Regions from separate parts of the Mus musculus genome. Here all the other regions are linked to region 1. Evidence: chromatin loops called from intact Hi-C (ENCODE). Cell type or tissue: gastrocnemius. All regions are shown on one strand.

Region 1 (2,500 bases):
ATGCAGGAGTGGGAAGTGACATTCTCCTTAAGACAGGTTGTTTGCAACTTACTGGGGGAAGTCAAAATATTTCACCAAAGGTGTCATCAGAAACTACTATCCTATGCTAATTTTTGTGGGAACATGAAGACAGATGTTGAATAATTTGACAAGAGCAACATCGCTTACAGAATTATCACCAAGTCAGGTTCTCCCCATCTCTGAGGAATGGGGGTGGGGAGGGGAGAGGAATTTCGGGAACTGAATTTCCCAGTGTGGGGTTTCTAGTATTGAGGTGGGTGGAGACACTTGGGACCTTTCCCTCTGAGTTCCACACCCCTGCCTTGAAAGCGGCTGTATAAGCTCTTACCCTGAGAAGCAGGTTCTGGAAGCAGGTAGCTCCGTGGGTCAGCAGCAGGCTTAGGTTTTCCTAACTCCCCAAGGAAGGTCCCGCCTACTTTTGTCCCCTTTCCAGTTTCATTCTTTGTTGTAGACACTGCCCGAGGCAAAGATTGTTTTGTGTCCATAAATCCAGGCTATTTTGCCTGTGCTGCCTTTGGCAGCTCCCCCAAGGCTGCCTGGGGGCTCCCCACAGGGTCATTCTATACAGCTCCTGGTTTGCATCTGCCCCTTCCTACTCTGTAGACTGGGTATCCAAGTATCACACATGGGTGAGGGTCTGGGGTCTGGAAGCTAGATTGGAAGGGATTGTGAGAATAAGGAAAGTACCCTTAAGGGGCAGTCTGGGACTATCGGAGGGGCCTGCGTGTAATTGGCCAGGTCTAGCTCTGAGCTGCTGAGGCCGGGTGGCAAAGCCTCATTTAGAGCCCTGTATTAGCTCTGCTTTGCTGGAACATGAAGGGATGGGCGGGGGGCTCCATAGGGAGGTGGAGGGAGCTAATCACAGCCGCCAAGGCCTGGCAAATGAATGATGCAGGAGATCGATACCTGGGGTGGGAGTGGAAATCAGGCTGTGGTAGCAGGGCTAGCTTCTCCTGGTTGCCCGGGAGGCACGGAGGGGCCCTGGAGTATTAAGGCCCAGGGGGAATGTGTAGGATCCCTTCCTCTCAACCCGTTCCCCACAGGAACCCCGATGACTCTTTCTGTGACTGGGTTCAGGAACATTAGACCAGAAGGTACCTCACCCACAAAAGTTGGGGAGACTTGGGATGGAATTTCAGCTCTCTCAGTCTAGAAAAGGCTCCACTTCACCTTCTCCCTGCCACACCTCAGTTTGAGTAAGTCCCTGATGCCTGTGAGCCAGAGAGGTGGGGTGTTATTCCCTACCGACCCCTCGTTGTAAAGCTGGTGCTGTTCTTCCAGATATCGCCAGCAGGGGGCAGGCTTGGCCACCATATCGCCGCTGCTTCCCTTTCTTTGCTGGCCTCCTCACCCCATTACAGAAGGAGACACATAGTCCCCTTTGTCACCCCTGCCTAGGGTGAAAGGGGGCTCTCTCCAACTCCCACATACCTGATTCAGAATCCAAGGGCACCCACCATGGATAAAGCCACACTTCCTGCATTTTCAAGATGACTCAGTTCTTCTCTGGGCCATCGAGAACTTTGTGGGACTCTGCTGAGCTTGTGGGGCTCTGGCTATAGTAGGCGGTGTGTGGGGAGGGATCTAATACCTCTGCACAATTGCCTCTATACAAACCTAGGTACGGTCCCTGGCCGGCATCTCCTTTTCTGCTGTCAGAAGACTAGGGGCCCACGTGGCATTTAATAACTGATGCAGGAGGCAGGCGAATGCTGTGCTTAGCTCAAAGGAATGGATTTTATTTATTTTTAAACAATGGAATCTTCCTTCTTCCTAAGACTGGATATCACATGTGCTCTGCAGAACAATCAAGGAATACACAAAAGTCTAAGAAAATAAAACTCGCCAGGCGGTGGTGGTGCACACCTTTAATCCCAGAACTTGAGAGGCAGAGGCAGGCGAATTTCTGGGTTTGAGGCCAGCCTGGTCTACAGAGTGAGTTCCAGGACAGCCAGGGCTACACAGAGAAACCCTGTCTCGAAAAAAACAAACAAACAAACAAAAAACAAAACAAAAAACAAAAAAACAAAACAAAGTCAGAAAATAAAACTCAGCCCCCCCATGCACTGGGTATGGCTCTCCCTAGCATCTTTTAGTATAAAGGAGAGTGACCCATTTTAGGGAGTATCCTTGGTGAAGGTGATGGCCAATCACAGCCATGGTGGTAGCCCCGTGCCCTGCCAAGGCTTGATCTGACTGTGGTCTTCATTTCCAAGATACTCTGAGAGCTCACAGGACGCCTGGCATTGTCCTTGAACTGAGGTCCAAAGTCATAGGTAACCTACTCAGGGTGGCACAGTTGGTAAGAGGGGGGTCCCGGTGTTGGTCCCATGGACCTTCTGGGTAGGGAGAAGGAAAATGAGGAGCTATGTTTTGGGGAGGTAGGGGTATCTACTGAGTCTCCACCTCTGGTAAAGCTGGTTCTGGGCTTGACATGAGTCATGGAAGGAGGGAATAGTGCCACAAAGATCCCATAAAC
Region 2 (2,500 bases), 280 kb after region 1:
GTCACAGTCCAAACACAGCCCATCAAAGAGCCTGGGCAGTGGATACAAAGGACCCCAAACACGGCCATGTACACCTCTGCTGTCACTACCCATAGCCAGACCCCTTGGAGAATGACAGCAGTGTCCTGGGTGGCTGCTGTGCCCACACTCCCCACCTCCAGCCACTGCACAGAGAAGCAGAGTGGCCTTCAAGGGCGTACCCACTCCATTCCTAAGACCTGCCAGGAACAGCTGGGCGCTCACAGCAACTTCCTGCCCTACCTGCCTTCTCTGACTTAGCTTGCTCTGCTCTTCCTCTGGCCACCTATTCAGGCCTCGTTTCATAACCCCTCAAACTGCCAGGCACACAGCTGACATAAAGCCTCTAGGTCAGTCACGCCCTCTGCCCCAGTGGCCATATGGCTTGCTCCCTCACCCTCCTCAGGCCTCTGCTTAAATGTCGCCTTCTTGGTGAGCATATCCTGACTGCTTCCTTTGAATGTGCAGCCTCCCTTCCTACCGCTAAGGATCCACACAGGTTGCTGGGCCTTGCGGTAGTGTGTACTTAACCCCAGAACCTCTGGCACCCCCGTGACTTTGTCTACTGCCTGTCTTCCCTCAGCATGTGGGCTGTAAGAACGGCCCTCTGCCCGCTTCACTTCCCAGGACGTCCTGGGCCTCCGTAGTGACTCACAGGCCATACCTGTAACCAACAGCCACGAATGAGTGGATGATGAGTCTCTCGGGCCCGTGCGGCCACTCCGCAGCCCTTCTGCCCACTCACCTGAAAGTCTTCCTCATCCAAAATCTCCTTCCTCCACTTGATCAAGAAGGCGGCGCAGACATAGAGATGGAAGTGCGAGAAGCCTTCTGGCTCAGACTGGGAAAGAAAACGAGAGTCAGGTAGGCCTCAGGGCCCCAACTGTGAACCTCTCACAGCTTAAAACCTCTTGTGTGACAGAGAACATGGGCTCAAGAGATTCCAAAGGCAGACACAAGACGAAGGTGGGTGGAGAGGCTTCACGGGGATAGCTGGGAGAGGGAGGGGTCCCTCCATACCTGGTACGTGTCCCACAGGCGGATGGTGCAGCGTAGGGGAAGTTCCCGCATCAGCAGGTTGTTCATCCACCGAAAGGCAAACTGCAGGTACTCCACCTCGTACCTCCTGAAGTGACTGTGTACCTGCTCTGAAAGCGGCACCAGGTCAGAGCTACCAGCAGGCCTCAGGGGCCAGGAGCAGGTTCTCTTTCTTACCAGCCCCTCCCACTGTGGGCTGACCTTTGACCCCCCAGTGCCACTCACGGCTGACGTCAGCACATGGCCTATGGCATGCCAGGCATCTCACCAACCCATTCCCAGGTGCCTGCTGCCATCCTGGCAATGCACTGGCCATGAAGCAAGAGGCATGAGGTAAACTTAGCTGCTTGGGCCTAATCATTCTTCAGGGCAGGGCCAGCACGGAAAGGGAGCCTGGAGGCCACCTTGGCCAGCTGCCTTCAGCATCCCTGACAGACGGCCAGCAGAGGTGGCTTCTTTCTCTTGGGTTTTTGTTTTTGTTTTTGTTTTTTTCGAGACAGGGTTCTCCGTATAGCCCTGGCTGTCCTGGAACTCACTTTGTAGACCAGGCTGGCCTCAAACTCGAAATTCGCCTGCCTCTGCCTCCCGAGTGCTGGGATTAAAGGCATGTGCGACCATGCCCGGCGGCTTCTTTCTCTTAGGAGGAGACTCACCAGGAGATCATTCTACAAATTCAGTAGAAGCTAGCTGCCACCTGCCACTTGGCTCCTGCCCTGGAATCTGCATCATATCCTGAGCAAGTTAAACAAGCCTGGTCCCTACCCTGCATGACGGCTTCGAAATTAATGCTCGACAGGTGGGCTTTTTGTTACTGATGTTTTAGGATGCGCTTGTACTAAAAAACCATGCAGGCGTGTGTCTGCGCGTGGGCATGTGCATGTGAGTATATGTCTCTGTGTGGGCACGTGCACATGAGCACAGTCAGGGGCATCAGAGTGCCAGGAGGTACAGACAGCTGTGAGCCACTGCAGCTGGGTGCTCAGAGCTGAACTTGGGGCCTCTGGAAGAGTGAAAAGGGCTTGTGACCCACGAGCCACCTCTCCAGCCCCGCTGGTGGGATGCTTTTAAATCACGGTCTTCTCATTTATGAAATGGGGCAATCGGAGGTCAGCAAATGGCTCAACAAGGAAAAGGCATCTACCATCACGCCTGACAGCCTGACCCCGGAACCCACCTGACAGGAGGAGGTAACAGACTCCTGGGCATTGTCCTGAAGCCCCCTCCATGAGGTGGCATGTGTGTACCTGTCCCCAGAAGCGTTGGGGTTCTTCATGTTTTGTTGGTTGGTTTTTTTGTTTGGTTGGTTGTTTTGTTTTTTTTGGTTTTTCGAGACAGGGTTTCTCTGTGTAGCCCTGGCTGTCCTGGAACTCACTCTGTAGACCAGGCTGGCCTCGAACTCAGAAATCTGCCTGCCTCTGCCTCCCGAGTGCTGCCACCATGCCCG
Region 3 (2,500 bases), 250 kb after region 1:
CAGAAGCAAGCCATTGGCAGGCCCCTCCCAGTTTTGGCTGTTCTGCAAACTGTGTCATGTTCTTGGCTTGGAAAGCAAGCAACCAGAAAGCTGTAAGGCTTGGCATAAACATGGCTTCCTCTACAGGATCCTCTCTCATCTCCACCTGCCCAGACCCACGTAAGCGGTCCTTCCTCTGAAGCCACACAACACCTTCAGGTAAGCGTGAGAGGAAGTGAGATGCTCTCTCTCTTCCCAGGGCTAGTGTCATGTTCCTATGGAAATACAGGTGGAAATGAAGAGCAATGGGCTTCTGCCAGAACCAAGGGCAGAGGTAAAACTTATAGAGACTCTAAACTGAGCAAAATACTCTAGCAGGTATCAGGAAAGCAGCAAGCACACACGTCAAGGGTCAGCTCACACTCCTAGCCAGGAACCCTTCCCACTCGGCATCCACAGCACCCAGCCCAGTCTCACACTATGGATGCACATGTGTCAGCAACAGATCCCTGTCCCTACCTGGAAAAGCTGGTTCCTGTAGGGCCACTCGACTGCTATGACCAGCATCTGGCCTCTATGCTGCCCAGCATCTCTCAGCTCAGGAGTATAACCAGGCCACCCCACCCCCACCCAACCCCCACACACCGGTCATGTGACAGCATCACAGACAGGAGCTGAGTTAATTTCCAATTCCCAGAAGGTAGCAACAGAACACGACGGCCATGGACACCCCGCCTCTTGTGCCATGGCTCTCTATGCAATACCCAGCAGCTTCCTTGTTCTGCACCAAGAATCTTCTGCTGCAACATGAAGGAGTGGCTTTCTGCGGCATTAACACAGCAAGCCCCTAGTGTGGCAGCATCACTTAAACCAGCGGTTCTCAACCTGTGGGCACGACCCCCAAAGACCACCAGAAACAGATATTTACATTGTGATTCATAACAGTAGCAAACGTACAGATGGTTATGGAGTGGTAACCAAATTAATTTTATGGTTGTCAGTCACAACAAGAGGGACTACTTTAAAGGGTTGCAGCATTAGGGATGTTGAGAACCACTGACTTAAATGGACAGATATTCACTAGGAGGGACAGTTCAGGAACACTTGCCATCCCTTCCCCAATCTTCTCACCCCAAGTCCCCTGACTGGAGATGTGTTATCAAACCCACCAGGACGCAATAATGTGTGTGTGTGAATAGTGGTGCTAGGGACTGAACCCAGGGCTTTGTGGCTGACTACACCCCAGCCCTAAGCCCTTACAGAGCTTATGTATGTATTTCCATCTCTAACTGGCCGGCTGCCTTCAGCAACAGCACCACCTGGTGTGCAGACAGCAAACCATTTGACTGTTTTCTGGCCCAGCTTTTTGCTCCAGAGCAAGCGGGAACACACCTACCAGGTGGAGCTCAAACAACAGAGACTAACTCTAATTCGGTTCTTTCCTATGCGGGCTACCTGAACTCTGCAGATACTCCCATTTCTCCTGCCTGTACTCCAAAAACATTTACTAAACTCTATTGTCCAACTTCACCCTGTAAAAACGCCTGCTGTAGCTAAGTAAGGAAGCCCTTTGTCAGGGAGTAGGAGTTCAGAGCCACTCACCTCTCCGTTCCCTAATAAGGACACTTCTTCTTTCCTTCACGTCTGAGCTTAGGTTATCCACCATCTTACTAATGCAGTTGTCCAGAACCAGGGAGTTGGTTCTGGACTCAATGTCCTTTCGACAAATGGGACACTCTACTTTCCGTTTCATCCATTCATTGATACAGAAGGAGCAGAAACTGTGGGCACAGTTCAGGGTGACAGCCTGCAATGTGAAAGGGACACTCTTACTTTCTCAAGCACAACAGAGCGAATCTCCCAGGCCCACAGGCAGACTCACCACAGCCCCGCCTCACAGAGGCTCCGCTCTGCTCCGGCTGGCTCAGCACCCGGTTCTGCCTCCCTTTCCTCCCACTCCCCTCCAGTTCCCACAGTCCTAAGCAACCCATCAGACTGGAGACTACGCTGGGAATGACTTGCAGCCAAAGTGGCAGCCAAAGTGACTCCAGTCACAGACCTGGTCTTTCCGCAGGAGGCAGACACACCCAATCTTCCTAGGGGCTGCTTGGGAACAGCAGTCTCTCTGCACACCCATCTTCCTTTCCAAAGGTGTAAAAAAGACTAAAACTCACCTGCTACTCAACTGTATAAGCGTAACACTTAGCATAAAATGAATTGGTTACAAATGGTACGAAAATGTATGAAAATTAAAATAGCTGGTGTGATAACATGGCGAAGTAACAAACGGTAGCCTAGGAGACAGGTGTTTGCTTATCTTTTTTTTTTTTTTTTTTTTTTTTTTGGTTTGGTTCTTTCCAGACAGGGTTTCTCTGTGTAGCCCTGGCTGTCCTGGCACTCACCTTGTAGACCAGGCTGGCCTCGAACTCAGAAATCGGCCTGCCTCTGCTTCCCGAGTGCTGGGATTAAAGGCGTGGGCCATCATGCCTGGCTGGGTGTTTGCTTTTCAAAAGGACCCACA
Region 4 (2,500 bases), 270 kb after region 1:
ACACATGACCAACATTCAGTACTGTACAGGCTTTCCAAAACCTCAAGGATTCTACATTGCAAGCGCATCCCTGACCCAGTTCTGCTTCCAGAGCAGACTGCAAGGATTGAAAGCCCACAACAGCACCCAGCACCTCTCCCCCACTTAGAACTGTTCCTCCCACTTTGTCTTTGTTTCTAATTTTGCGTTTGTGGAGCTGCAGATACAGCTCATTTGGTAGAGTCCTTGCCTTCCAAGTTCTGTGACCCTGCGTTCAATCCCCAGCACCGGCCTTTTAAGTCAGCTTTACATTGTGAGCAGTTTCTGGAGAGAAGGCTGACCCACTTCAGGAGTGGCCCACCCCGACGCTCCAGTTCCCCTCGGAGATGGAATGGAAGACTTTTATTTTCAGTATTACAGTTCGAGGGGTTTAGGCATGCTACCCTTAAACTCCTGATCACACTTAAAATCAACTCCAGAGAGTCCACGCCCTCCGCAGCCTTCCAGGCGTCCATCTTCAGACTCCCTAGACAGGTTCGCCACTCCTAGGAATCAGTGGGGACGCCTCTGCCTCAGTTTCTCCGTCTCTGATAGACCCTTAACTGGGACAGTGCCTGTTCTCGACCCCATCCTTCTCCTCGCTGGGAGGCCCGCGTCCGTTACAGCGGCTCCGGCACGGGTCCCGCTCCCGCGCAGCCGCCCTCCAGCTCGGGCCTCAAGCCGCGGACTCGCCTGGCCTCGCGGCCCGGTCCCTCCGGGCCCTGAGGTGGCCGGAGCCCGCTGCCTCGGCGCCTCCCCGCCGACCGGTGTGCGCGGCCTTCCCCCGCTCCCGCAGCTCGCCAGGCCTCTCGCCCTCACCTCAGTCCCAGCCTCCAGCTGCAGCCACTCGCAGTCCATCCCCAGCCGCCGCAAGCACCAGCTCCGGCGGGCCGCGAGCTGCCCCGAGACCAAGGGGTCGGGCTCGCCCATGGCCCGACCGGCACTGGGGCAGCGTTCAGCAACCAGCCAACCTCTAGCCTGAGCTCCGGCCGCCTCCGAGGTTCCTCTCGCGCAACTTAATCTACACACAAGACAGAAGCAATCGCCCGGGGATCGACCGCGTTGAGAGCGCGGGCCCGCCCCAGGCCTGGGAAGGCGGGCAGTGCGCGTGCGCAGCGGGAGGCGGGCGGGAAGTGCGCAGGTGTGAGCCTGAAGAAGGACGAGCGTAACGTCTGCTGCGGACAAAATCCTAAACTAAAGCATAGATTTTAGGACTTGGAGGATGGCTCAACGAGTAAAGCTACTTGCTGGCAAGCGTGGAGACGATGCTCAGGCTTCACCTATATGGTGGCTGGGGAAAACTGACTTTTCAAATTGGCCTCTGACTTCCAAATGCGCACCCTAGCGGGTGGGTGTGGGTGTGCGCGCGCGCCTGTGTGCGCGCAGAGTAATAAACACTTAAAAGTTATAGATTAAAAATTATAGTAAACAACAGAAACACTCTCTTTCCTTGGGTTCGTGAGTATAATAATGACTTTCCCAATACCTTCTTTCCTCTCTGCGCTCTCCAAAGCCAGTACCCCAGATCCAGCAGCAATGAACCTGAACCTTTATTTGTATCCCACCCCTTTTTCCTTTGGCAGAGTGTGGTGGAGGATGAGGAGTTCAAGGGCATCTACCGCTATGCAGTGAGTTAGAGGCCAGCCTGGGATATGAGACCGTGTCTACAAAACAAACAAAAATTGCTTTATAACACGGTGATGACGGCCATAACCATTTTATTGAGAACTATAGCCTACTTTGGGTTGGGAGTAGGAGATTCTGAACATTGAACACACAGCCAAGGATGTACTCTGTAGCTAAATTATACCTCCACCCCATTATAACCCACTTTTGAGTGATTTAGAAAAGTCTGATCATTTTAAGGTTGATTCAGTCTATTCCTATTTAGCATCTATTTGTTTTTCATGACCTCATTTTGTTTCTGAATCTTTAAAAATTATACCAGGCAAATCTGTAGAGATGGATCGCATTACCTGGGGCTCATACAGGGTACAGAAGGAATGGAAATGGGCTTGAAGGGGCTAGGGAGATGAAACTCTCCCTTCTCTCTCCACGCTGAAGTTTGGGTGTTTAAGATATGTGTGTATGGGCTGGAGAGATGGCTCAGCGGTTAAGAGCACGGACTGCTCTTCTGAAGATCCTGAGTTCAAATCCCAGCAACCACATGGTGGCTCACAACCACCCGAAAGGAGATCATGAGATCTGGTGCCCTCTTCTGGTGTGTCTGAAAACAGCAACAGTGTACTTACATATAATAAATAAATCTTAAAAAAAATAAAAAAAAGATATATGTGTACATGTTTTGCCTGCATGTATGTCTCTGAGCCAAGTGCATGCCCAATGGCTGCAGAAACCAGAAGAGGTTGTTGGATCCCCTGGAACTGGAGTTTATTATTTTTATGGATTGTTTTGGTTCGGTTTATTTTTATGTATGTGTCTTGCCAACATGTATGTATGTACCACGCGTGTGCCTAGTGCC

The links. Peaks named below come from ENCODE experiments on the same cell type or tissue, not always from the same donor. Only the 100,000 strongest peaks of a DNase experiment are listed, where the experiment ranks them.
Region 2: a loop joins it to region 1, with 6 times the contacts of the local background. A loop is called at or near these places in 19 of 42 quality-filtered maps.
Region 3: it touches region 1 in a loop (2.7-fold over the local background); 9 of 42 quality-filtered maps call a loop at or near these places.
Region 4: a loop joins it to region 1, with 4 times the contacts of the local background. A loop is called at or near these places in 19 of 42 quality-filtered maps.

What each region holds. Positions count from the first base shown.
Region 1 is chr17:29,881,906-29,884,405 of GRCm38, reverse strand. The region is part of intron 1 of Mdga1 (MAM domain containing glycosylphosphatidylinositol anchor 1); the gene reads left to right. Among named protein-coding and RNA genes, the nearest start is that of Mdga1, 5.4 kb to the left of the region's middle. In gastrocnemius, a CTCF peak has its summit at 1,293 (motif pointing right); DNase peaks (open chromatin) are centred at 519, 916 and 1,311.
Region 2 is chr17:29,598,505-29,601,004 of GRCm38, reverse strand. Tbc1d22b (TBC1 domain family, member 22B) reads right to left here. Exons shown (of 13, transcript NM_198647.1): 11 at 1,039-1,166; 12 at 764-859. Among named protein-coding and RNA genes, the nearest start is that of Tbc1d22bos, 3.4 kb to the right of the region's middle. In gastrocnemius, no CTCF peak of the experiment used is centred here; a DNase peak (open chromatin) is centred at 1,292.
Region 3 is chr17:29,635,104-29,637,603 of GRCm38, reverse strand. It overlaps Rnf8 (ring finger protein 8), which reads right to left. Exons shown (of 8, transcript NM_021419.2): 7 at 1,582-1,786. Gm28043 (predicted gene, 28043) reads right to left here. Exons shown (of 28, transcript NR_132314.1): 7 at 1,582-1,786. Among named protein-coding and RNA genes, the nearest start is that of Rnf8, 22 kb to the right of the region's middle. In gastrocnemius, a CTCF peak has its summit at 1,305 (motif pointing left); DNase peaks (open chromatin) are centred at 67 and 1,283; H3K27ac peaks cover 523 bases.
Region 4 is chr17:29,613,416-29,615,915 of GRCm38, reverse strand. It overlaps Rnf8 (ring finger protein 8), which reads right to left and starts at 1,127. Exons shown (of 8, transcript NM_021419.2): 1 at 838-1,127. The coding sequence starts at 948. It overlaps Gm28043 (predicted gene, 28043), which reads right to left and starts at 1,127. Exons shown (of 28, transcript NR_132314.1): 1 at 838-1,127. In gastrocnemius, CTCF peaks have their summits at 1,363 and 2,237 (motif pointing left); DNase peaks (open chromatin) are centred at 1,107 and 2,238; H3K4me3 peaks cover 1,830 bases; H3K27ac peaks cover 1,862 bases.